Regions from separate parts of the Homo sapiens genome. Here region 2 is linked to region 1. The links are chromatin contacts, found by Hi-C in ENCODE. All regions are on one chromosome and are shown on one strand. Each heading gives the region's core, a stretch centred on a gene start or an enhancer-like site at or near the end of the contact. The rest is flanking DNA. Distances are from core to core; before and after follow the strand shown.

Region 1 (6,932 bases), core at 2,893-5,392:
CCAAGATTCTCCCAAATACTTCCCTTGGTCTACCTGGCAGAAGTCCTCCGAGAATTGGGGTGCCCCAGCTCCTCTTTCTACACTGGCTTCTCAAGAGCCAGATCACTGGGTCTCCTAGGGTGTCCGCAGCGTTTCCAGCACCTTCCCACGCACCTGGCTGGCTCCAAACCCCTCCAGCACTGAGGTCTTGGCCACAACTGTCCCAGTGCAGCCCCCCAGGGACGGGAGGGCAGAAAGCAGCCTTGCTCAATGTCCTGTTACAAGGCAGGGACGGGGGTGGGGCCCTCCCCAGGAGTGGGCAGATGGGATGCCCACGGGCGGAGACCCTGGGGAGGGGAGGAATTGGACTTCCTTAGTAGGCTGGAAAAGGGGCAGGGAGAGGGGGCAGAGAACAGGTTTCTGGCCCCAGGAAACTCAGGTATTGGGAGGGCAAGAGGAAGAGGGTGGTACTGCCTCCCGGATAAGGTGACCAACTTTCCCAGTTTGCCCCGGACTGGGGGAGTGGGTTCCAGGGATGCAGGGCTTTCCACGCTAAAACAGAAACAGCCGTAGACTCTGCCGGTAAAGGGCCTGGGCAAGTCCCGGGACATGCACAAACTGTGCCTTCTGTGGAAAGGGAACTGGACCAGTTCGGGTCTCGGGGGTGCTTTCAACTCTGCCACCTGGGCTGTGGCCCCAGAAGCAGGTGGCCGGGAGGCTCTAGGGATGGCGGGGGCAGGTGAGGGGAGACTGGTGGGCTCCGGAAGGCTTCTCAGCGCGGAGCTCCAGCTGCGGGGAGGCGCGGCCCCTCCCGGATGCCGGGACGAGGGAGGGGAAGGGAGGGGAAGAGGCGGGGTAGGTAGGGGCGGGGGGCGCGGCAGCGGCAGCGCGCATGCCCGGGCCCGGGGCGCCTGGACCTCGGGAGGGAGCGGAGGGCGCCTACCTGCAGGCCGTTGGGGTATGCGTCGCCCTCGGAGAGCGAGTCCACCAGGTCCTCCTCGTCCAGCGTGGCCCGCTTGTACGTCGACATCTGCAAGGCCAAATGCAGCACGGACTCCCTCAGCGCCTCCATGGCTCTCGCGCCCGAATGGGGAAGCGGCCCCGACCCTGGCGCCGCCGCCGCCGCGCCCCGCCCCGGCCTGGACACCCGAGACCGAGACCGGCCCACGGAGCGGCCCGCGCGGGGAGGGGTCCCGCCCGCCTCCCGCCCCCGCCCTCCAGGCCGCGCCCGCCTCACCCCCAGCGCCGACAGCAGGGCGGACACCGGGGGCGGCCACACGCCCCGCATGCTGTGCCCCAGACGCCTGGTCCCGCTGCCCGGGTGGCCGGGATGGGATGGGCCGGGCCAGGCGTTGCACCACCTTCGCGGGCGGGGCCTGATCGGTTCGCCGGCGCCCGGTTCCCAACCTCCGGCCTCCCGGGGAGACCCCAAGACCCGAGAGGCCCGGGGGAGATGGGGACCCCTCCCTTCCCCGGAGGTCGGGAGTGGGGGCCCCCAAACTGAAGCCCCTAGCAGGCAGGAAAGGCCCTCACAGTGACCCCTCCTTCGAGAAAATCTTAAGTCCCCCTTCAACAACCGGGTCCCCAGTGGCAGATAACAAAAGTATCAGGAAGGTGCCCTCGATGTGGCCCAGAGCAATCAAGACAGGTTCCCCCCGGCATCAGCCCTTAGGTGTGTCTAGGGGGTTAATGCTAGAAAGACCAGACAAAAAAGGTGGGGTAAAAAGGTAGGTGTCCCCTTTCAGTTCCCCTTTCTAGCTCAGAGGCCTTTAAGCCAGAGTTCGTGAATGAGTTTCAGAAAATTTCAGAGAACTCCCTGACACGGGATGAAAGGAGCTGTGTGTGTGCATTTGGATGGCTGCAGGGTGGTCCGGTGGTCACCCCCGTGCTCAAAGGTGTCGCCCTCCCTGCAACACAAGAGAACCATTGCTCCAGGGGGAGTCAGAAGCCAGGAAGGGGACCCTTCTTTCCCATCTTCCCCCTCAAGACTCGGAGCCTCAGCCAGGTGCCCCCCTCCCCAGCCCCTGAGCCCTCTCCTATAACCCTAGGCAGGGAAAGGGGGCTCTCTCGGATATGAGGTGTTCAGTTAGGGACTCAGGCCCAGCACTGTCCCAACCAAGAACCCCAGAGAGGTCTAACCCAGCAGATTTCCAAAGGACTCTCCGCTTCTAGCAAGGCGGGAATCCCTGCATTTATGCGTACTTTTCAGCTTTGCAAAGTGCATTTCTGCTCATTCCAAATTTGATTCTCACAGTCACACATATGTGTGAATAAACAGGTTTAGAGGGGTGAGGGGCCTGACGTCACAGGGACAGTGAGGGCAATGGCTCCAGATGGTCTCCTGGCTTCCACTCCTGCCCTCTGACAGCCCCCTCAGCAGCCAGGATGAGCCTTTAAAATGAAATCTGGCTGAGGCCAGGCACCATGGCTCGCTCGCGCCTGTAATCCCAACACTTTGGGAGGCCAAGTTGGGTAGATCACTTGAGGTCAGGAGTTCAAGACCAGCCTGGCCAACATGATGAAACCCCATCTCTACTAAAAATACAAAAAATCAGCTGGGCCTGGTGGCATGCATCTGTAATCCTAGCTACTCAGGAGGCTGAGGCAGAAGAATCGCTTGAACCCAGGAGGTCGAGGTTGCAGTGAGCTGAGATTGTGCCACTGTACTCTAGCCTGGGTGACAGAGTGAGACTCCATCTCAAACAAACAAACCACAGAAATCTGGCTGGGTTCAGTGGTTCACACCTGTAATCCCAGCACTTTGGGAGGCTGAGGCAGGAGATCACTTGAGTCTAATTCTAGGCCAGCCTGGGCAACACGGACCCCATCTCTACAAAAAGAAAATATATATATATATATTTATATATTATATATTTTTAATTAGCAGGACGTGGTGGTATGCGCCTGTAGTCCCAGCTACTTGGGAGGCTTAGGTGGGAGAATCGCTTGAAGCCAGGAGGTGGCGGCTACAGTGAGCTGTGATTGCACCACTGCACTCCAGCGTGGACGACACAACAAGATCTTGTCTGAGTAAATAAATAAAATAAAAAAAAATTCTGATATTACCACTCCCTTGCTTAAAAACCCTCCACTGTCCTGGAATGAAATCCAAACCCTTCACCAGGCCCCATGGCCCCTGCCCACTCTGGGCCCTCATCTTGTGCTGCCAGCGCCCCCTCCCCCACCAACCTCCTCACACAACTCCTCAGTTTCTACAAGTTTCTTCTTCCCCCAAGACCTTTGTAGCTGCTGTTGTCTCTATCTGGAACATTTTTTCCTCCTCTCTACTCTTCCCATGGTCAGCTCCAACTTCAGATCTCAGCCTACCAGCTCCTCAAATGTCCCAGGAACCCTAAGCAGTCCCCCAAATTCTCTGTTACAGCATCCTGTTTGTTTTCCTTTACAGTACTTGTTGCAGACTGTTTTGTTTCCATGTCTTTATCATCACTGTCTCTGTCCCTCTCCAGAATCCACAGCTTTACTGGGGCTGGGACCTTGTCTGGCCTGTCCAACAGAGACTCTCCATCACCCGGCACAGAGTAGGTGCTCAACAAACGGTTGTTAAAATCAAAGGGGGGACAAGTAGAGGGGAAGTGCCTTCAAGTTCTCAAGAACTCTCCTGCATCTAACTTCATAATGCCTACAGAAACAGGGAACACATCTAAAGGTCACAGGCCCTGGGGAGGCAGGGTGCATGGGAAAGCTCTGAATTCTGGAGACTTCTGCCTCACTCCCACTGGGTGGAGGAGTTTCCATTACCCATCCCAGAGAGAGAGGGGACTCTGAGGCTGCTTCACTTACTGCTGGGTTGCAGCTGGGCTTTTTCTAGAACAGGACACTTGGTTACACTACGTTACCAGGTGTCGATTGCCAGAGGAAAAGACTTTTGAAAAAGAAGTTCAGTTCACAGAACATCTCCCCGGGGCATGTGGGTGGTGTAAGGGATTCACCCGGCTGGTGTACGGGATTTGTCAGTTCTTTTATACCATCTCTTTTAAGCTTCTCACCCTTCCCTCAGAAGCAGGTATCACTGGTTCCTTTTACAGAGAATGAAACTGAGGCTTGGGGAAGTTAACTCGCCCAGGTGTGGTTAAGCGATGGCTCCTCCTCCTTCTGTCTCATTTCAGAGATTTCCCCCTTCTGGCAAGCTCTCCTGACCACCCTCCAGGGACCCCAGACAGCATTTGGTCCCTGGCTCTGTGTCCCCACACAGCCACCCTACCCCATGCTGCCTTTTACTGAGGCACACAGCATTTTAGACAGGAGAACCCTGATGGCAGAGGCTGGGTCTCACGGGACCCTGTCTCCTTAAGGGCTTAGTCTGGGGCTGGAGCCTCTACAGATGTTTGAGCAAAGGCGGGAGGCAAGGGAGGGAGGCCGGAAGCCACCCCAGGGACTCTGATGTCCACCCTGCGGCAGCCTGTCTGTGGACAGATGATGCAGGAAGCTCACGGAACTCCCAAGCAGAAATCAGCAGAGATGGAGCCTGGTTATTTTTCAGCACACAAAAGCCGAGGGCCCCTTCCTGAGATGCCTGCCTCAGCCCGGTAGTGAAACTGAACCCACCTCAGACGGGAAAGGCTTGGCGGGCTCTGCTTGGTGGGAAGTCCACAGTGGGTGAGTGACATTTCAACAGCTGCCTGGGGCCCTTCGCCCAGGGCCTTCCATTCACTACCCCAATGGCTCCCCACACCCACCTAGAGCCTCAGCCTCACAAGTACCGCTTCCAGCTTACAGAGAGGGGGAGGGGCCTAGACAGACCAAAAACCAACCATGCCACTTGACAAATTCTCTCCTAACCCCACAGTGCCTCGTCCCTGAGATGAGAATCATCACCTCCGCTTTACAAATGAGATGACCAAGGGTCAGAGAGGAGAAAGGACCTCCCCCCAGCCCTGAGTCACCTGCCTGGAGACTGAGGGAGCCATAATGCGAATCTTCCCCTTGCCAAACCCACTGACTCCATTACGCTGCCTCCAGAGAACCCGAGCCCCGCGGCGAGAAAGTGGTAGAGCTGGGCCTCGAACCTGGGTCCTGGACTCTTGGTCCTGTGCTCCTTGTGGAAGATGGAACTGCTTCTTCAGGTGGGAACCTCACAGAGTCTGGGTGCCCTGGGCAGACTGAGGCTCTGGGCTGACAGGGCAGCCAGCACTTATTCTCCCTAATTGTCTCATTTGCAGTTGTGGGTGCCACGCCTGGCCCCGAGTGTGTTGGGGAAGGTAAAGAACCTCCACTTTGGTCTTCTCAGTTCCCTTCCTGGCACTGTGCAGCCGTGGAGGAGAAATCTGGGTTGAATCTGGGTCTAGTGTTCAAGAGGAGGGCCTGGCAGAAACCAAGAGTGAAGGGGTGGAACCACAGCTCCCTGTGGACTGCCCCGTCCTCAGTCCCCGGTGCCCCAGCTGCACAGAGGAAGTGATGACAGCCAGATGAAGGTGCAACAGTGCCCAGCTCTGGAAACTCCACCCTTGTAAATCAAAGGCCTGTGGTGAGCAGAAACGAGAAATATAAACACGCACAGGTTTCTGGCGACAAAAGCCTCCTGGCCTGGTAGCACCTGGGCATGACCCCCTTTGCCCAGACGACATTAGTCACTCATATGGCTCTTGCGTTTGGTTGGCCAAAGGCGGGGGATTGTTAAGTCATCTTGGGGTGATGAGGTGGAAAAGGGAAGCCCCACATGTGAAATTCTGAGGCCTGGGACTGAGCCACACCCTCCACAGCTACTTTCACATTGTCTCTAAGCCTCAGCTCCTTAGAGACGCTGCCCTTTGTGGCCGAAGTCCCCATCAGTTACTACTTTTGGTGCTGGTAATTGGCTGGGATCTGTTCAATCTTTACATGTCATCTAAAACACACTCATATTATCTGGTAGCTAAACACTTATATTTCACAGATGCTATAATGTAGTGGGTAAAATCTCTGGATCTAAACCTCATTTCAGATCCCCAGTCTGAACTTCCCAACTCTGTGACCCTGAGCAAGTGACTCAGCCTCTCTGTGCCTCAGTACTCATCTGTCAAATGAGGAGGATGATGATAACAATAGTACCTCCCTCATAGGACTGTGGTGACACTTAAATGAGTTAATATAGATAAAGTGCTTGGCTGGGCATGGTGACTCATGCCTGCAATCCCAGCACCTGGGGAGACCCAGGCCGGAGGATTGTTTGAGGCCAGGAGTTCAAGACCAGCCTGGGAAACACAGCAAAACCCTGTCTCAAAAAAACAAAAACAAAAACAAACCCAAGTAACACAACTTTGGGCAAGGGATAAGATATAAAAATATGGCTATCATTTCTAAAGATATGCCACTTGACATTTATTATTATTACATTATCCATTATATTTCCCAGTATTTTTCACCAGAGAAATTTCCATGTGATTAGCTTATTTTAAAATTTACTATGAAGTTCCTGAAAGTGTAAACTGCTTCTTTACTTTTTAATAACAGGAATCAGCTTGTATCTCTTTTTTCTTTGGCTGCCAGGAAACTCATAGCCAAATCAGAAACTCGCCTATGGGCACTTTCTTGGCCTTTAGGTTCAGCTTTTTCCTTGTCCACATTTTCCACTCTGTTTTCCGTGATTCTGATTTTCCATTTGGTATTGCATGTCGTTTTACTGAATGTATTTTATTTATAACCTATCATGAATCCTTTGTGGAACAGAGTTAGAAACAACATTTATCAGGCAATTAAGACAGACCTGAGCCCACTCACAGGTTTCCTGGCTCATGTGACCTCGGACATGTTGTTTTCACCCTCAGGTCTCAGTTTCTTCATCCGTAAAAGGGCCATTGTAAATACCGAGTAAGCTAGAACATGAACTGCCTGGCATCCAGCAGCCCAAGCCTGCGTGAACCACACCAGAGGGACATCCTGCGCAGGCCACCTCTTTCTGCTTGCTTCTTCTTGTCTTCCTCACCACCCCTCCCATTTGCTTCTGCCCTCATCCA
Region 2 (6,932 bases), core at 1,199-3,698, 3.7 Mb after region 1:
CCAGAGGAAAGAGATGGGGTTGTCCTGGGGGCACAGGGATGAAGGGGGAGGGCTGCACCAGGCAGAGGTGGGTGTGAAGAGGACTTCATGGGGTCGAAGTGCCCCAGCTCCTGCCTCTGTAGATCCAGAGCCCCCGTGCCCAGCTCTTCCCTGGCCCATCACAGCACGCACAACCCCCATCAGCGATTCTGTCCTTTGGGTTTCGAGTCCATTTTTATCTTCTACAGCCAATTCACTGCATTAAACTCCTCAGCCTTGACCCTGGTCACAGACCAAGCCCTCATTGCTGACATATAGCCCCGGCCACACACTGAGCCCTGACCCTGGTCTCAGATGGACCCATAACCACAGCTGGAGTTCCGACCCCAAGCAGCCACTACAGAGATGAAGATGCAGGGCTGCACAGTCCCTGAGGCCAGCCTGACGGGTCAGAGTGTCATCCCGCATTGGTTCCAGGATCCACACCACAGAGCCCCCACTGGCCATCTGGAGATGTGGCACCTCCCCACTGTGTGGCCCTGGATACATCCCTCTGCTTGACCTCAGCTCCCGCCTCTAAATGAATGGATGACATCGAGAGACTTCCTGACTCAGAGCTGGTGACCTAGAAACTGTGAGGTACTCCTGGGGGTGTGGGCTTCAGGTTGTTCCCAGCTCTCACAGCCCTGGGCTAAATCCTCTCCACTCTCTTCCCAGCCTCAACCTCACAGTCCAGTGGTTAGGAACAGCCCCTGGGGCCGCATCCTAGCCAAGGGGCCTCGTAAGTTTCCTAGCCTCTTGGAGCCTTGTAAGTTTCCTAGCCTCTAGGAGCCTCAGTCTGCTGTCTGTAGGGTGGGGACTGTGGGTGTTGGGAACTCAGCGCAGGCCACGCGTGGGATGCTGTCAGAGCCAAGCCCAGCATAAGCAAAGGGTCAGGAAGTCAGAGCCAAGCACACTGGCCTTCCACAGGGCTCCTGGGCTTCGCTCAGCTCCAGTGGAGATTGAAAATACTGTAATTCCTTTTTCTTCCCTTTCTCATTGGGGACACTGAGGCCTAGAGAGGTCAAGCCCCGTGCCAACAGAGTGGGGGAAAGCAGAGCCTCATGTCCCTCTTCTCACCCCACCCCTAGCCTCCTTTGAGCTCCATGAGCCACCAGAACTCATCATAGCCCCAGGCAGGTCGCCACCCTTCCCTGAGCCTCTGTTTCAGCTTCTGTAAGAGGAGGGAGCAGGACCAGTGGGATATCTCCTGAGGACACCTCACTGCTACTGAAGAGGACAGGAGCATGCTGGGGTAGGAGGTCAGGTCTGCATGGCAGGCCTTCAGAAACCTCTGGAATGTGGGTTTGAAAGTTTGGGGGCTGCTCTTGCTACAAAGGTTCCCTGTTCTCCCCTCCTTTCTTTCCATGACATTTCACCAACTGTTTCTTCCCTTAATCCAAACCATCGTTTTTCCAGGGTGAAATTTAAATCAAAGCCACATGGCTCCCCCAACACACGTGTCCTTGCCAAATGGAAGCGTGTTCTGGGGAAACAGTAATGACCCTGCCGAAGGGGATTCTGACCTCTCCATGGGGCCCGCCAGGCAAGTGCTATGTGGCATTGAGAAGACCTGGGGGCTTCAAGTTGGCCCAACTGGGGTAGGCTTGGAGGTTTCCAGGCCCAAACATGGCTCCGCCAGGAGCAGAGGGTGAGCCTGAGTTCCTCCACAAGGAGGCCAGGAGGCCTTTTCCAGAGCCAGGAGCCTTCATCCTATGAGCCATGGATATGGGAGGTGCCTGAACCCCTGGGGTCCATCTGGGGAAGGGGTTTACACGGTCCTCCCAGTGAGGCTCAGTCATTGATATGACTTGAAGCATGGTGGTGGTGTGGCTGTATGAGAAAGAGACCTGGATTTGGAGTCTTGTTTGTGTCTGATTCTCACTCACTTGCTGTGTGACCTCGAACAAGTTCCTTAACTTCTCTGAGCTTCAGTTTCCTCATTGGTAAAATGGGGCTTCAGCTAGAAGCTCTCTCAGTGGTAACCATGATGCAGGCGAAGGGCCAGGGCCCAGGAGCTGGCGCACAGTGGAGCTCACAAAAGCAGCTGGGGGAACTGTGCAGAAGTGAAGCGGGGGCCTCAGAAAGGAAGGAGGGAGACGCCAGGCCTGGCATTGCAAGAGGGGCTGAAAGCAGTGGTGGGAGAGAGGGCAGACAGGGAAATCTGGGCACTGTGTGCAGCCCCCAGATATGAGAGGAAGCCCCTGAGTGGAGAGTCATGAGACTTTGGAAGGGGCAGAAGGCTTTACTGAGGGGAGGGGCATCCAGGGAGGAGGGGCCTGGAAGTCCCCAGGGGCCACTCTGCAGGGGCTTCCCTGGGCCTGGTCTCTGTTTTACATAGTCTGGCACTCCCAGGCGGGCTCACAACTTGGAGTCCTGGTTGGGGAGAGGGAGTCAGGAGAGCAGGAGGCAACCTCCCATACCCGCCATACACCAATAATCAGACACCCTCACTCCGGACCAAGCCTGGACACCTGTGGGGTGAGCACACTCATAGCTATAGGCCCACAGACTGAGAAGTACATGCAAATGGCCACATGCCAGACCCATATGCAAAACACAGACCCAGACAGGCCATGCACAGACCCACATTTCCACACCGGGGCCAGACCCGCATGCAGGAGTGTGCAGGCATGTGGATGCGTGCACACACACTCCCGCACATACATGCCTGCACACACACACACCTGCACACATACACATGCCTGCACACACACACACCCCTGCACACATGCATACATGCCCACACACACACACCTACATGCCTGTGCACACACACACCTGCACACACGCATACATGCCTGGACACACACGTACATGCCCGGACACACACATGCCTGCACACACACCTGCGCGCACACACACCTGCACACACACATACATGCCTGCACACGCACACATACATGCCTGCACACACACATTCACATACATGCCCACACACACATGCACACACATACCTACCTGCATACACACACCTACACACACATACATGCCTGCACACACACATTCACATACATGCCTACACACATGCATACACACATACATTCTTGCATGCACACATCTGCACACACATACATACCTGCACACACATATTCACATACATGCCTACACACACGTGCACACACATACATGCCTGCACATACACATGCACATGCATGCCTACACACATGGGTGCACACAAACGTGAGCACACACATGTGCTGAACAAGGCCCCAGGAAGCCTCCAGCACAGGCCAAGAGAACGGCTCCCTCTACACTCGTTTATTCACTCCACAAACCAACTGAGCACCTACCAATGTCAGGCACAACCCCTGCCCCTGGAACTCACACTCTAGTGAGAAAAATGTCAATCACGCCTATCGAAATAATGACTATTCCTCACACATTCACGAGATTTTGCTCATTTAACCCTCAAAGCAGCCCTCTGGAGTCGGGGGGTCTCTGCTGCACAGATGAGAAAATGGGGTTCTGAGAGGCGTGGCACCATGCCCTGCTCGAAGCTCCAGAGCCGGCGATTGGCAGCCCCACTCAGATGGGTCTGGGGAGGGCTCTCTACTTCCTCTCGGTGACTTCTGTCTCCCCTGCCCTCTGCAAAAGCGGAGGCTGTGGGGATGTGGCCCCTGGCGCTAGGAGCAGGCCTGCTGAGGGGCCTGGCTGCTCCCTCTAGCCCCACTGTGGCCCTGGACAAGCCTTTCTCTTCCCACCCCTGCTGCCCATTGCACAGAAGCAGACATGGAGTCTGAGAGGACAGTGGCCTCGTGAGGTGGCCGAGCTGGGCACTGCGTTAGAGACAGGGAGGGGGCAGCTTCTGCCACCCACATCCCCAGATCAGTCGGTCCATGAGTCCTCACTGAGCCTGGTCCTGGCTGGATGCTCTGCCAGGCACACAGGGACAGCCCAGCCCAGGGCCTCCATGTTGCTTCCCACGCTACCAGGCCCGGGAGCACCAAACTCCTCGAGTACCAGGAAGCGAGCCCGCACACACCTTAGCTGCAGGTCCTAGCACCCCCGCCTTTCCCAGCCTCATACTCTCTGGACAGACAAGAGACTCCCCCTCACCCCAGGACCTACAGCCTACGGAGGCCTGGAGCCACCCAGCCTGGGCCGCAGGGACCTCAGGGAGGGTGCAGACGGGGGACGGAGGGCACAGGCCAGGGCCCTAACACCAGGCAGAGCCGTCCACAGTGGGATCGCCCACCTCGTTGGCTGCCTGGAGCATGGCCACCCTGTCCTGCATGTGAACTCGGGAGTGGGGAGAGCAGAGAGAGGCGGGGGCCGTCATTCAGCCTCTTGGAACTATTCTTGTCAGTGCCTCGTTCCTGGAAGCCTCTTTGGGCTGGGCCCTGTGTACAGGCAGAGGTTGGTGTGGGAGGGGAAGGCTGGGGTGTGTGTCTCTCACTGGAAGCCCTTGGAAAACCCCTCCCCTCCTTCGGGGCAGCCCCTGCCCTCAATTTGCTTACAGTCTGTTCCAAGCTTCTCAATCCATCAGATCAACTAGAGGAACTTTATAAAATGCAGGTTCCTGGGCTCCTTCCCAGTCTGCTGAATCCTAATCTCAGGGCTGGAGCCCTGGAATCTGTATTTTTTCAAAGCCTCGAGACCTGGATGAGAAGGCAGCACTGAGATCCCCTGGCCCAGGTTCTGGCGACTGCTCATGATTATTTTTTGGACCCCGTCGGTGGGATGCTGTCTTATTTAATCCCATGTCCCTGCAAAGGATCCAGTAGATGCCAAATGAATGTTTGCTGGCAGTACTGGTGGGTTGGGCAGGGTATGGACTCACCTAGAGGTATGCCTGGACCTCCCCCGGCCTGCTGTGTGACCTTGGACAAATCACTGCCCTCTCTGGGCCTTGGCTTAGAGGGTCTCCAAAGGCAGATATTTAGTGAGCCACTGATGGTCACCAAGGGCTGCCCGAACATCCAGGAGGTGATCTTACTCCCAGCGTGGGAGGGAACCAGACTGGCCTCCAAGGCATCTCTGGGATTCCCTTAGTTTGCCTTCTGAAAAATGGGCCCGGGCCATGGAGGCATCCTGAACTGCACTGCTCTCGCATGGACAACAGAGAGGGCATTCTTCCACACCTAAGGGAAAGAATATTTACCAACCCCTGGGGCCGCCCCTGAACCCTGGCCTAGGCCTGAGGGCTGAGCTGAGGGGTTATGAGGACCCCTGGCCTCTCCCTTGCCCCTCCCCCTCCTACCCCACCCCCACCCCCTGCTGTGGGCGAGGAGCAGGTGCCTGGCTTCCACTTCTTAGAATCCCTGTGAGGCCCTGGGGTGGGGGTGAGCTCATTTACGGGAAGGGGGGGATGGGGGGCTCTCTTCTCACCCGGCCCTGCTGGAGGCGGGGGGGGACAGCAAGTGCGTAAGCAGCCCCAGCTCCCGGCCTGCCTCCGGAAATGCCGCCCAGGGCTCAGTCACGAACCTAGCCAGGCAGGGGGGCACAGCCAGAGCACTCAGGGGTGTCAGGTGACCTGCGAGGAAGCTTGGCTGGGGGCCTAGAGGCTGCACCGGGGTGCACAGTGAGGTCAACTTCCCCCTTCCTGGGCCTGCACCCTGACACAGGGGTGTGCACCCCACGGCCCAGCTGGATGTGTCTCCTGCTGTCTGCCTATCTGTCTGCTGTGCCCTGGCCCACCGTGGGCTCTGGGCCTCTGCTGGGCTCCCCTGGCACCCATGGGGCCTGAGTTCTCATCAACAACCTGCTTCAAGGGGTGCGTGTCAGGGTCCTGGGGTATGGGGGAGACCCCAGCCAGGTCCTGGTGCGGACAGCCCTGCTTCCCTACCCCCTCTCCCCTTCCCTCCCTCCTCCACTTCTCTCTGCAGCTATTTAAAGCAAGTGGTGGCGTGGGAAACTTCTTCAGATGTGTGGTTTCATCTTCTTCAGCACAGGGACGGGGCGTCTGCTCGCTCTGGTGACTCATCCAGAGTGAGAAAAGCCTTTTTGTTGTTTGATGCTCGCTGGAGGCTCTGTAGCCTGAGAACCTGGCCCGATGGGGCCTTCCCTGCTGAGACTCCTGGGAGGCCTTGGGAGTGCCCAGGGCAGCCCTTTTGTTCCATCCCCAGACCCAGGGAGCCCGGGACCAGTGGAGCCCCTGAAGCTGAAATACTCTGCTTAGAGTGAGCCTTCCTGACTGGTGGGTGGGGCAGGGGTGGCCATTCTCAACACCCAGCTCAGCCACCACCTCCTCCAAGAAGCCTCCCTGATTCCTCCAAAACCTCAGTCGATCTCCACCTTATTCAGTCCTCTAACCCTCAGTCTTCTTATCTATGAAATGGAGCAGTGGGTCCAAGCTTCACAGATCTGTGTGAAGATAAACTGCGGAACACACACAGATGCTCAGTAGGTGAGATTCGTGGTAAGATTTATTGAGCATTTATTGTGTGCTAAGTGCTTTACATGAATGGTCCCATTGAATCCCAACAGCTTTGCGAAGTGTTGTTGGGATTCAGCAGGACCATTCGTGTAAAGTAATATTCCCATTTTACAGATGAAGAAACTGAAGGATGGGGAGGGGGTCAAGTAATTTATACATTGTCTCATAGTTAGTAAGCAGCAAAGTGAGATTCAAACCTAGGCCATGTGATGCCAGAGCCCCAGCCTTTAGCCACTGTGCCAACCTGTCCCTGGCAAACGTAACTAATAAGGATTTGGACTCAAGGCTATAAAGGGCATGCCCCTTCTGTTCAGAGGCTTTGCACATGCTCTTCCCCTGCCTGAAGCACTGACCCTTCCCCAATTGCCTGACTATATCCTCCCCAAGGCTCAGAGATGGGCTGGAAGGTCACTTCCTCCAGGAACTTTCCAGGATTGTCTCTGTCAGGTACCCTGGTGACGCACAGCGAGTCTCTGTGTACTCACTACCACGGCAGCTAAATCACTGTTTCCGCCTGTGTCCTCACCCAGACTGT

Evidence for each region. A loop is a pair of places that touch in the nucleus more often than their neighbours do. Pooled maps may share reads with other maps.
Region 2: a map with no recorded cell type shows a loop between it and region 1 (16-fold over the local background). The contact joins the enhancer-like site here to the promoter of ECE1-AS1 in region 1. A Hi-C loop is called at or near these places in 3 of 37 single-sample maps with no recorded cell type and 3 of 50 pooled maps.

The regions. Positions count from the first base shown.
Region 1 is chr1:21,289,148-21,296,079 of GRCh38, forward strand. It overlaps ECE1-AS1 (ECE1 antisense RNA 1), which reads left to right and starts at 4,143. Exons shown (of 3, transcript NR_038404.1): 1 at 4,143-4,596; 2 at 4,787-5,063. ECE1 (endothelin converting enzyme 1) reads right to left here and starts at 1,316. Exons shown (of 19, transcript NM_001397.3): 1 at 1,217-1,316; 2 at 923-1,009. The coding sequence starts at 1,267. RefSeq lists enhancers at 1-321, 4,090-4,179, 5,021-6,220, 5,560-5,719 and silencers at 998-1,167, 1,218-1,397.
Region 2 is chr1:25,017,092-25,024,023 of GRCh38, forward strand. It overlaps MIR4425 (microRNA 4425), which reads left to right and starts at 6,412; the gene lies at 6,412-6,495. RefSeq lists enhancers at 1,932-2,041, 2,132-2,201, 2,242-2,401, 2,359-3,255, 3,514-4,042 and 4 more. Within about 2 kb of position 2,449, at least 3 of the 41 ENCODE cell types and tissues checked have a DNase peak (open chromatin) inside an H3K27ac peak, as active enhancers do.